2 separate regions of the Homo sapiens genome follow, and region 2 is linked to region 1. A link is a contact called in ENCODE Hi-C or POLR2A ChIA-PET data. All regions are on one chromosome and are shown on one strand. The core of a region is the stretch at or near the end of the contact, and the rest is flanking DNA. Distances in the headings are between cores, read along the strand shown.

What was found. Hi-C counts contacts between places; a loop is a spot of excess contacts on that map. ChIA-PET counts read pairs that join two places held with the same protein, here RNA polymerase II (POLR2A). Pooled maps may share reads with other maps.
Region 2: a map with no recorded cell type shows a loop between it and region 1 (6-fold over the local background). The contact joins the enhancer-like site here to the promoter of TRAF5 in region 1. A Hi-C loop is called at or near these places in 1 of 37 single-sample maps with no recorded cell type and 1 of 50 pooled maps. POLR2A ChIA-PET finds 5 or more read pairs at or near these places in 1 of 52 experiments (GM10248).

What each region holds. Positions count from the first base shown.
Region 1 is chr1:211,324,798-211,330,220 of GRCh38, reverse strand. It overlaps TRAF5 (TNF receptor associated factor 5), which reads right to left and starts at 3,388. Exons shown (of 11, transcript NM_001033910.3): 1 at 3,332-3,388. RefSeq lists a silencer at 3,094-3,463 and enhancers at 3,524-3,913, 4,183-4,684.
Region 2 is chr1:213,066,495-213,071,943 of GRCh38, reverse strand. RPS6KC1 (ribosomal protein S6 kinase C1) reads right to left here. Exons shown (of 15, transcript NM_012424.6): 2 at 903-938. Among named protein-coding and RNA genes, the nearest start is that of RPS6KC1, 18 kb to the right of the region's middle. RefSeq lists an enhancer at 1,204-1,503. Within about 2 kb of position 1,388, at least 2 of the 41 ENCODE cell types and tissues checked have a DNase peak (open chromatin) inside an H3K27ac peak, as active enhancers do.

The sequences.
Region 1 (5,423 bases), core at 2,139-4,638:
GTCTCTAAGACCTGCACATCACACGGATACTGCACAGTGTACAGACCATTTGCATGTATACTGCTTTTGCTACAGCACGATCCAAGCATGCACCACCACCTGCCTCCAGGTACAAATATGCAAAATGTGCTCACCACTGTCACTGTAAACAGACTGAGTTCCTCTGTCAGGACTAATGAGTACTTTCACTTTTATCTCCTGCCTGGTCCTCCAAGCCACTTTCTCACAAGATAGGACTTGCTGGAGGCCATATGGGTCAAGGCTGCTGAGTGATCCTTCAAATAAAGCTTTCCTCTGGGCAAGGCAACAAATTCATGCTGGCCCACTCCTGGGTGGTGGCAGCGGCAGCAGCAGCAGAGGCCTGCCAGCTCTGAGGACTCCCTCTGCCCTGCAGCGTGTTCTCCTCTGCCCCAACACACACAGATACTCACTTGCTACACCTCTGCTGGAGCTAGAACTCCTATCCAGAATCCCAGAAAAAGCCACAACCTGGGCAGAAAAAAGCTCTTCAGAGACTGAGTCAGACACTGACCCCTGATCAGTGACAAAGGTGTCAGGCAGCTTTTGATGACTGTCTCGCTGGTTCTCTCATCCTCCTCCTGCCCAGAATCCTGGCTTCCTTTAATTAAGATACTATGGGAAAAACACAGGAATTGGAGAAAGAAGACTTGGGATTAGGTCCTGCCCCATCCCTACATGCTGTGAGGTCTTTCAAATCACTTCTGAGCCTCAGCTTGCAACCAGGTAAAGTGGAAGGAATAGCATGTGCCTCTCCCTTCTCCTGAGGAGGTAGTGAGAAGTTAATCAGATGAGATGGGCTTCTCGTAAGCTGTACAGTGTTATTCTAATTTCTGGATTTAAGCAAGTCCTGCTGGGAGCTCAACCTCTCTCTGCCAAGCCTACCCAGCACTTGTTCCTGGCAGCTCAGACCCCAAGGGAGACGTACCCTGAATGAATTCAATTCGATTCAGCAAACATCTGTTTAGGCCTACTCTATGCCAGGTTCCAAGACACACATGAAAACAGACAAGGGTCTTGCCCGGAGTTTGCCTGGCTAGGCAGAGCTAACAGAGTGGATGTCTGTTCTTGTGGTGGTTAGGCCAGAGTCTCCAGCAGAACTTGCTCCATGTTGCTGGGGACAGACCACAGAGGCATTATCAGAATCTGGGTCCCCTTGCTGACCCCTCAGACGGAGGAAGAGGTGGGCAGATATGGCTCTCTGAGAAGCCAGGGTGAGGGGCCTGGAGCAGGGGAACAAGACACCTCAATGCTCTGATCCTGGTCCAGCAGTGGAGCTCAGGGAGCTATTTACCGCCTCAGTGCTTCACCCTCACAATCTGAGAGATGTAGAGAATAAGCCTGCTCTAACTCATGAGGGCGTCATGGAGGACGAAATGAGAACAAAACGACAAGAACAAAGAGAAAATGCTTTGCAAAGGAACGAGCTTTACAAACAAATAATTATTTTTCCTTCAAGGTCCTCCCCAGTAAAGCTGAGCTAATCAGAGGAGGTTTGTCTAAGTACTGAGGTGCCTTTCCCACTGCAAGCCTAACAAGACTGACTCTGAGGCATCTAGCTCCCCGACTGTGCAAATCATCCCCACTGAAACATCCCAGTCCCTATCGTCAGGACGTTCAGTGGACGGCAGCTCTTTTCCACACTCTTTCCATCGCCCTACTACCCAAGTCCAGCGGGCTTGCTGCTGACAGAGGGAAATACCACCATCCTACCCTGCCCGTCACAACAGGCCTCTCAGCCCAGAGGCCGTGGGAGAAGTCGCCTTCTCCATCACTTCCCATGTTCCAGATGCTGGCTCAGACACTTTCTCCTGCCTCTGTCCAGGAGCCAGGGATCTGAGAGGTGATCCATTCCATAGAGTTACAACAAAAACAGTAACTGTAACAAAATCAAAAACCTTTACAGAAGCTAGGCGTTTTCCACTTCCATCTTACATCCATCGTTCCTGCAGCAATTTCTGTCTTTCTAGTTCAAATTAGAGTTAGGGATGGAAGTGTTTCCACCCAAACCATCAATTACATTAACACCCCTGTTTTCAGCTTTGTGAGTACATAAGGCAGAGCAGCTGCACTGGGATTTGAGAGTTCCTAGCCCAGCCTTTTGCTGCCTAAAATTATCTCGCACACACCCAAAACTGTTCTATTTCCAGAAATGGTTCAACTAATTTCTTTGCATCTCAGGTCTTCCAGAGCCCTTTTAAAATGCAAGTATCTCTGGAGGAAATAACCATATTCCACTGGCCCCAGCCCAGTTCTCACACAGCACCTGCCCAATAAATATTTACAGAATTAAACTGGTTACCAGATGCCTATCCTCACAGGAGGTGGGTCAGAGCCCAAGGCTATGGAGGGTGGGGGCTGCAGGGGCAGCCCTGGCAGGGAGCCTCGCCTGGTTTCACCAACCTCAATGCTCGCCTGAGGCAGCTCTGCCTGCCACAGCGAGATAACTGAGTTCTCATGAAAGTAAATCTGAAATACCCAAATATGGAAACTTAGCAGAAGGAGGCCGAATGAGCAGAGAAAGTCGGCCAGCCAGAGTGGCCCAGTGGGACCCGCAGCAAGAGCGTGGCCCCGAAAATTCTCAGAACCACCAAGACCCTGCAGAACAGGAACAAAGTGGAGACCATCTGGTACGGAGAACTCAGAATCTGCGAATTCTCTGGGTGCCTCTGGGCAACTCCTTCCACCTCTCGGAGCTTTGGTTTGCGTCAAGGTTCCTTAGAGCTCGCCTTCTGGGGGAGGGGGGTAGCTGCTTTCTAAAGGAAGACGCGCAAACGAACAGCTGGTAGAGGCTTCCATTCCTTGCAATCCTGAAGTTTCATTCTGGAGTTGCTTTGATTGGAAAGCCCTGCAAAGGTGGAGAGGGTGCCTTCGGGTGCGGAAGGGGGCCAGGGCCTGGTTTGCAGTGCGGATGTGCGGGACGTGCCTGAAAGTCCTCCCCGCCAGTGCACCCCGACGGAACCTGGCCCCTCCGGTCCACAGCCGCCCTCTGGACCAGCTCCCCAGCTTTGGACCCCCAGTCTCCGCCCTCGCCACACCTCTCCCCGGCTAAGAAACCCGCTCCGCACCGCTCCCGCTGTCCCCGGGCCGTCGGCGGTCACCTGCCCCGCCGGTCTCCCGCAAGCCCGGGCCCCTCCGCCTCCCCCGGCCCAGCCGCCGCCTCGCGCCCTCCCCGCCGGTCGGGGACCGGCCGGACGCCAGCAGGCGCTTTCGGTTTCAAAGTAACTGGGACGAGATGAAAAGCGCTCGTCGGTGTCCCCACCCCGGCCCTTCCGTCGCGAGGGTGCCCAGGGCGGCGACCCGCCGGACTCACGTGGGGCTCGGCGCGCGGGCTCCGCGAGGCCGGTCTGCAGGCGCGGCTGCTGCTCCTGGCTGCGGCCGGCGGCGGCGGCGAAGCGGAGGCGAGGCCTGGGGCGGGGCCGGGGCGCGGGCGGAGGGGCGCGGGCGGGCGCAGGGGAAGAGCGGACGCGCAGGAAGGGGTCGGGAGGAGGCTGAGACCGTCATCCAGGCGGTTGGAAAGCTAACCTACCCGCTTCAGAACCGTTAGTATCTACAAGTCCAGTCATCTGATTTCCCTCACGTGCGTCTGAATTGTGGCCGTCTTGCTCTTCCGTCAGGCACAACAAGGCTCAGCCCGTCCTCTCCTGTGTTGACCCATTTGCTCAAGGCCTTGCTTGAGATCTGGCTCAAATCAGTCCTTCCTGGACTTTCCTTCAGGGTAGCACAAATTTGCCAGCCCTCCTCTTGCTGTTGGCCTAACACCAGCAATCTCTGAGAGTTGTAGAGCTCCCCGGTTGGCTTCCCAAACATCTCCTGTGGTCCTCAAAACAAGCTGGTGAAGTAGGCCTGGTCATCCCCATTTTACAGATGAGCTGTCTGAGGGCCAGAGCAGCAACGTGGAGTGACGTACCCAAGGTTAGACACGCTCAGCAAGCTCTGCAGCTGGAACTTGAATCCAGGTCTGCTGTCTGCCTGTCTCTCTCCCTCTCTCTCTCTCTATACGTATTTTTTATTTTATTTTATTTTTTGAGACGGAGTCTCGCTCTCACGCCAGGCTGGAGTGCGGTGACGCGATCTCGGCTCACTGCAACCCTGGCCTCCCAGGTTCAAGCAATTCTCCTGCCTCAGCCTCCCGAGTAGCTGGGATTACAAGCATGTGCCACCACGCCGGGCTAATTTTTGTACTTTTAGTAGAGACGGGGTTTCACCATGTTGGTCAGGCTGGTCTCATCTCTTGACCTTGTGATCCGCCTGCCTTGCCCTCCCAACAGGCGTGAGCCACCGCGCTTGGCCTGCGCACTCTTAGATACGGGCTCTTTCTTACAATATATTCTCTCCAAGGGCAATACATTCTATATAAATGAAATGGACCAAAATTCCAATTCTATCTAGATCCTTTACTTTCAGTTAGGCCACCGTGGGAAAAGTACTTAACTGCTCTGAGTTTCAGTTACCGTCCTCGTCAATAAAAGGGGAGAATAATACACACCTTGGGAGTCAAAAACTCAGATGTGCACAGGAGCTCGGCAGGAAACATACAGGAGGGAGGCAGAGGTTGTGGTCATGGAGAAAGGAGGGAGGCGCTGGTGCACTAAAGAGCAGGTGGAGGATCTAGTGGAGCAGCCACCACCCAGTGCCAGCCTATTGTTACCTGATCTCTTATTTCTCCAAAGAGCCAGAAATCCAGATCCAAACCTTTTTTGGTTGGTGAGTTAGATGAACCGCTCCGTGGGGGAGAGGCACTGGTGGGTGTTGCTTTGGGACTGTAGATCTGTCTCATAATCTTCTCATGAGAATTAAATGAGATGGCACTCCTGTACGCCTAACACAGAGTAGGTGCTTAGTGAACCCAAGTTCTCCTTCCTGTTCTGCCATACACTATACTTTCCCTCTCTTTTTGTGGGTGTGTATTTTTTGAGAGAGGTTCTCACTCTGTCACCCAGGCTGGAGTGCAGGGGCATGATCACAGCTCACTGCAGGCTGGATCTCCTGGGCTCAAGTAATTCTGCCGCTTCAGCCCCCAGAGTAGCTGGGACTACAGGCACACACCACTACGCCCACCTCCCCCAGCTCCTTTTTTTTTTTTTTTTTTTTTGAAGAGATGGAGACTTACTATGTTGCCCAGGCTGGTCTCAAACTCCTGGGTTTAAGCGATCCTCCCACCTCGACCTCCCAAAGTGCTGGGATTAAATGTGCAAGCCACTACGTCCCACCCGCTTTCTCTTACCATTGCCTGCTTCTTGCCTCTCTTCTCATTACTTCCAAGCATAATAAAGTTGATACTGTTTTTTAGAAGTTATATCTCCTTTCACTGGCTGGAACATCAGTGTCTAGTATGCATACATGCAGGTATGCTCAGAATCCCTGGTCCTGTCATTGACTGTAATTTGCTTCTCTCTCCTACT
Region 2 (5,449 bases), core at 139-2,638, 1.7 Mb before region 1:
AAATACAAATAGAGAATTCCACAATTTTAAGCAAAACATAACAGGCTGGTACCATTATAGAAAGAAGGAAAAAAAATGAAAAAATGCACAGAAGAATCTGCAAAAGAACTTACTAACTTAAAGTTTAAAAAAAAAGAAATATCTATGCCTAAAGCAGTTTTCCAAGATGTCAACATGTCAATTCAATCTAAAAGTGAAAGTAGGCAGAGACCCATAATTTACTGTTAGAATCTTTAAAATAAATATTAGTTACCAAATACTTTTTATTACACAGGCATTATGATCTTGAAATGGGTAAATAGGGGCCCTTAAGTGATACTGAAATCTTGTAAACACTAGTTACCAGAACAATGATCACTTAGTAAACAGCACCATAATTCATTAAATTCTTATTTATATAACTTAACACCTACTAAAACTTAACAATTACTTAGTAGGTCTCAAATAGGACACTTCAGCTACTGTTTTGTGAAATGAAGACAATCTTCACGCAAACATATAAAGACTGATGTACAGGCCAGGCACAGTGGCTCACGTCTGTAATCCCAGCACTTTGGGAGGCTGAGGCAGGTGGATCACCTGAGGTCAGGAATTCGAGACCAGCCTGGCCAACGTGGTAAAACCCCATCTCTACTAAAAATACAAAAATAGCTGAGTGTGGTGGCAGATGCCTGTAATTCCAGCTACTCGGGAGGCAGAGGCAGGAGAATCACTTGAACCCAGGAGGCAGAGGTTGCAGTGAGCCGAGATTGCGCCACTGCACTCCAGCCTGAGCAACAGGAGCGAAACTCCGTCTCAAAAAAAAGAGGTTGATGTACAAATGATTCAGGCAATTTCCTCAAAAAAGCATTTAGTTAAATTTTTATCAAATACATAAAATAAAATCTTCATATAAATGTTACCTCCTGGACATCCTCTGGATTTCTTCGTGAAACAACCTAAAACAAAACATACATAGAAATCTCTAATCATTATCAAAATTTAAGATTTCATATTTGTATAATTAACTTCCAATAGTATTTGTATGAAAAATTCAATTTGCTTAAAAAAATAAACACTATATCATTTATCCAAAACTCAGCTATATAATAACTTCACTATCTGAAATTCATACTGTTAAATCAAGTTTAACCTAAAGTTACCTCCCTTAGGCTACATATTTTAAGTTTGGCCTAAAAGTTTCTCTGTACATAATGAAAGAGAAATAGATATGTAAATAGATGTGTAAAGACTGTAACCTACTCTGGCGCCAATCACCAAGTTTTGGCCAAAGAGAGCCAACTGTTCAAACAGTGTTCAAATAAGGCAAATGCTTAGTTGGAACCAATACAGCTGTTTCAGTTTCCTTTTCTGTACATCACTTTCCTTTTTCTGTCCATAAATCTTCCACCACATGGTTGCGCTGGAGTCTCTCTGGACCTACACTGGCTGAGGAGGCTGACCAATTTGTGAATCATTCTTTGCTCAATTAAACTCTGTTAAATTTAATTTGGCTAAAAATGTTATTTTAACAATACTAAAAATTAAGCAAAAAAACAGCTAAAAGTAAGTCCACATGCTAAAGTTCATATATTCACTACATTCTTAAGAAAAAGCATCTGGCCTTTACTCTTACTTAATTAACATAATTCTAACAAGTTTGTTCACATCTCCCCTTCCCAGCAAGCCTATATACAAATTAGAAGCATAAAAAGCAGCTGCACTTAGGCAAAGTGTACAAGGGATCTCCCTACATTATTTCTTACAACTGTATATGAATCTACAATTAGCACAATAAAACTTTCAATTAAAAAAAAGCAGCTACAATGCTCGGACACAACATGTGAGAAGTATGAGAAGTAATCACTGGCTACCTATGATGAAGAAAACAAAAGTAATATAAATTATTTACAAACATTCAGGGACAAATAATCCTTCTATCAATACTCCCTAAGCAAAGAGGAAAAGGAGAGATTCCTTCAGACTTCCCTGATGACAAAGGCCAAAAAGTCTAACACCAGGTAAAAAGATTTTTTTCACAAAACTTTTGAAAAGGCTAGGTGTTTAAATCATCAAACAGCATCCTAAATTAGGAAAATCTCACATTAGATTACATAATACGGTACCATCCATGTAAGTGTCAAATTAACGGTTTTGAAGCTACAATGGTGTATTTTGCAAAAATAAACAAAAAGATAAATCAGGCTGTTCTGCCTATGGAGTAGCCATTCTTTATTCCCTTACTTTCTTAATAAACTTGCTTTCACTTTAAAAAAAATTTTAAAAAAAGATAAATCAAACACACATTAAAATGGTTGCCTAGGAGTGTGAGGAAGAAAAGGGTCTTTGATATCTAATGACAATACACCATGAACTAGGGATTATAATCCATTCAGCAACACCCCTAAAGTCCAAAATAAGAACAAAAAATAGAGGATGTAAAGTCAGACAAACCTTGGTTCAAATTACAGTTCCTCTTACAGGTTTGATCTCATCGATAAAACGGAGATAATACTAACTGCCTGGCCTGGCTGTTGTGAACAACAAATAAGGACACAGCAAGAACTCTATAATTTAAAAGTTTCCTGTCCCCTACCAGACAGGTTAACCATTGTAAAAGGTCCCACCTAAGAATTCCAGAGAACAAATATCTTGCACTCTATTCTCCAACTTTCAGAATATATAAACTTGGTGAAATCTTGTAGTAATTGTCATTAATTTATACTACAGTGCTATGCAATAGAACTTTCTGTGATAACGGAAAAAAAGGTTCTCTATTTGCAGTGTTCAACACAGCCACCACTAGCCACATGTGTGTGGCTACTGAGCCACTGAAATATGGCTACTTTGAGAAACTACATTAATTTTATTTCATTTAAATTAATTCAAAAAAATTTTTGTATTAAAGAGACAGGGTCTCACTCTGTCACCTAGGCTAGAGTGCCATGGCATGATCATAGCTCACTGCAGCCTCAAACTCCTGGACTCAACTGATCCTCCCACCTCAGCCTCTTGTGTAGCTGGAACTATAGGCACACCACAGTCGGCATACACACACACACACACACACACACACACACACACACACACATATATACACTTTTTTTTTTTTTTGGTAGAGATGGGGGTCTCCCTATGTTGCCCAGGCTGCTCTCAAATTCCTGGGATCAAGCAATCCTCCCGCCTCAGCCTCCCACAGTGCTAGGATTATAAGTGAGAACCACTGTAAGCCTTAATTTAAATTTAAATCAAAATAGCTACATGTGGTTAATGGCTACCAAATTAGACAACACAGATTCAGTATAAGAGACTATAACAGGTAACTAACAACTATACATTATTCAAATCTTTGATTTTAGCTATTACTTTCAAATACCAGCCTGTCCCCTCACACACCTTTCCAAAAGTATAGTATTTCACATAGTATGACTAATTTTGCTTCTTATAAGTGTTTCTTTTTTTTTTTTTTTTTTTTTTTTTTGAGACAGAGTCTTGCTCTGTCACCCAAGCTGGAGTGCAGTGGCGCGATCTTGGCTCACTGCAACCTCCACCTCCTGTGTTCAAGTGATTCTCCTGCCTCAGCCTCCCGAGTACCTGGGACTACAGGCATGTGCTACCATGCCCAGCGAATTTTTGTATTTTTAGTAGAGACAAGGTTTCACCATGTTGGCCAGGATGGTCTCAATCTCTTGACCTCGTGATCTGCCCGTCTCAGCCTCCCAAAGTGCTGGGATTACAGGCGTGAGCCACTGCGCCCCGCCGTTCTTACATTTTTATGAAATGTATTGAGAAGAAAAGTCATGGATAACCAATCCACTAATAATCCACCCCCCAAAAATAGCACATGATCACTCACAGCAAGGTCTATTCAAATGTACTTTAAATTTCACAATTTATGTTTTTCTCAGCTTAATACATTTCCTGAATTTATAAATATATTCAGATATCTTAAGTATTTTAAATAATCTTCCTTAATATAAGCAAATGATCTTTTTGAGACAGAATAACTTATTTCTTAGTTTGGTGTACATATTAGAAGTACCACATTTTGGTTTTCTTCAGATGAGCCAGTCCTGGAAATCAAATACATGTGTACTGCATAAACAAAAACACATTAGCCATCCCCTAACAATAGCCACAATATTAAAACCATCTTATCAGAAATAACCAATTTGATTATTATTTCTCAGCCGTCCTCTTAGTGGTTTACATACATCTATGTGCTGGATTACAATGGTGAGCAAGTCCCTTTCCTCCTGGAGCTCATAGTCTAGTGGTACACAGTGGTGGGGTGGGAGGGGAGTGCAGAGTGAAGGAGGGTGTATTTCCCAAACATATTTCCATACCTCAGATAACAGTAGAGTGCTAAGCAAAAGATTGGGAAACACTTCATCCTAGATCCTTCCCATGACACTGAATCCTCACTGTGCAGAGCAAAGTGGCATCCCAAAAGCAGTCAACCAGTCATGGTTTAGTGATGTAAGGCTCTTAATGTCTTCATGATAATAAAAGTGAAACTGACCCAATGGTCCCACGGACAGTTTTTTTGGATAAACATGGAAACTGACCCTTCTGGTATTAAAGCTTGAAACTTAACATTTGTTTTATCAGAGTTCCTTCTTCAGGAAAGGGCCCTCAGGCCTCTCAAAAAGTATTAATATTGTGAACCCCGAATATCTGAGACAGGTCTTAGTTACTTTAGAAAGTTCATTTTGCTAAGGTTGAGGATCCGCACCGGTAACACAGCCTCAGGAGATCCTGACAACATGTGCCCAAGGTGGTAGGGGCACAGCTTGATTTTATACATTTTAGGGAGACATAAGACATGAATAAATACGTGTAAGATGTACACTGGTTCAGTCCAGAAAGGTGGGACAACTCGACGTGGGGAGGGGGCTTTCAGGTCACAGGTAGTTAAAAGACAAATGGCTGTATCCTTTTGAGTTTCTGATTCGCTTCTCCAAATGAGGCAATCTGGTATGTATTAATGGTTATCTCAGTGAGCCGAGGGGTGACTTTGAAGAGAATGGGAGGCAGGTTGGCCCTAAGCAGTTCCCAACTTGACTTTCACCTTTAGCTTAGTTATTTGGGGGCCTCAAGATTTATTTTCCTTTTACAATATTAAATAAACTGAAATTCACCAGATCACTGCATCCAAACAATGAGATGCCAGACCTCTCATCCATCACAATTGCTTCCTTAACCCTCTGTAGTTCCTGTTTTCCCATAGATAATCACATTTTCTCCCTGCTATATAAACTCCTAATTTTAGTCAGTCAGGGAAATGGATCTGAGACATCTCCTTGACTGCAACACCTGATTAAAGCCGGCTTCCTTAGCAATACTCATTGTCTCAGAGATTGCTTTCTGTGTGACAAGCAGCAGGACCTAGACGGAACCCCTGGTGTTTTGGTAACAACAGTAACTCATGATTATTATGCAATATACAGAAAATCAAAGTTGAAGTATA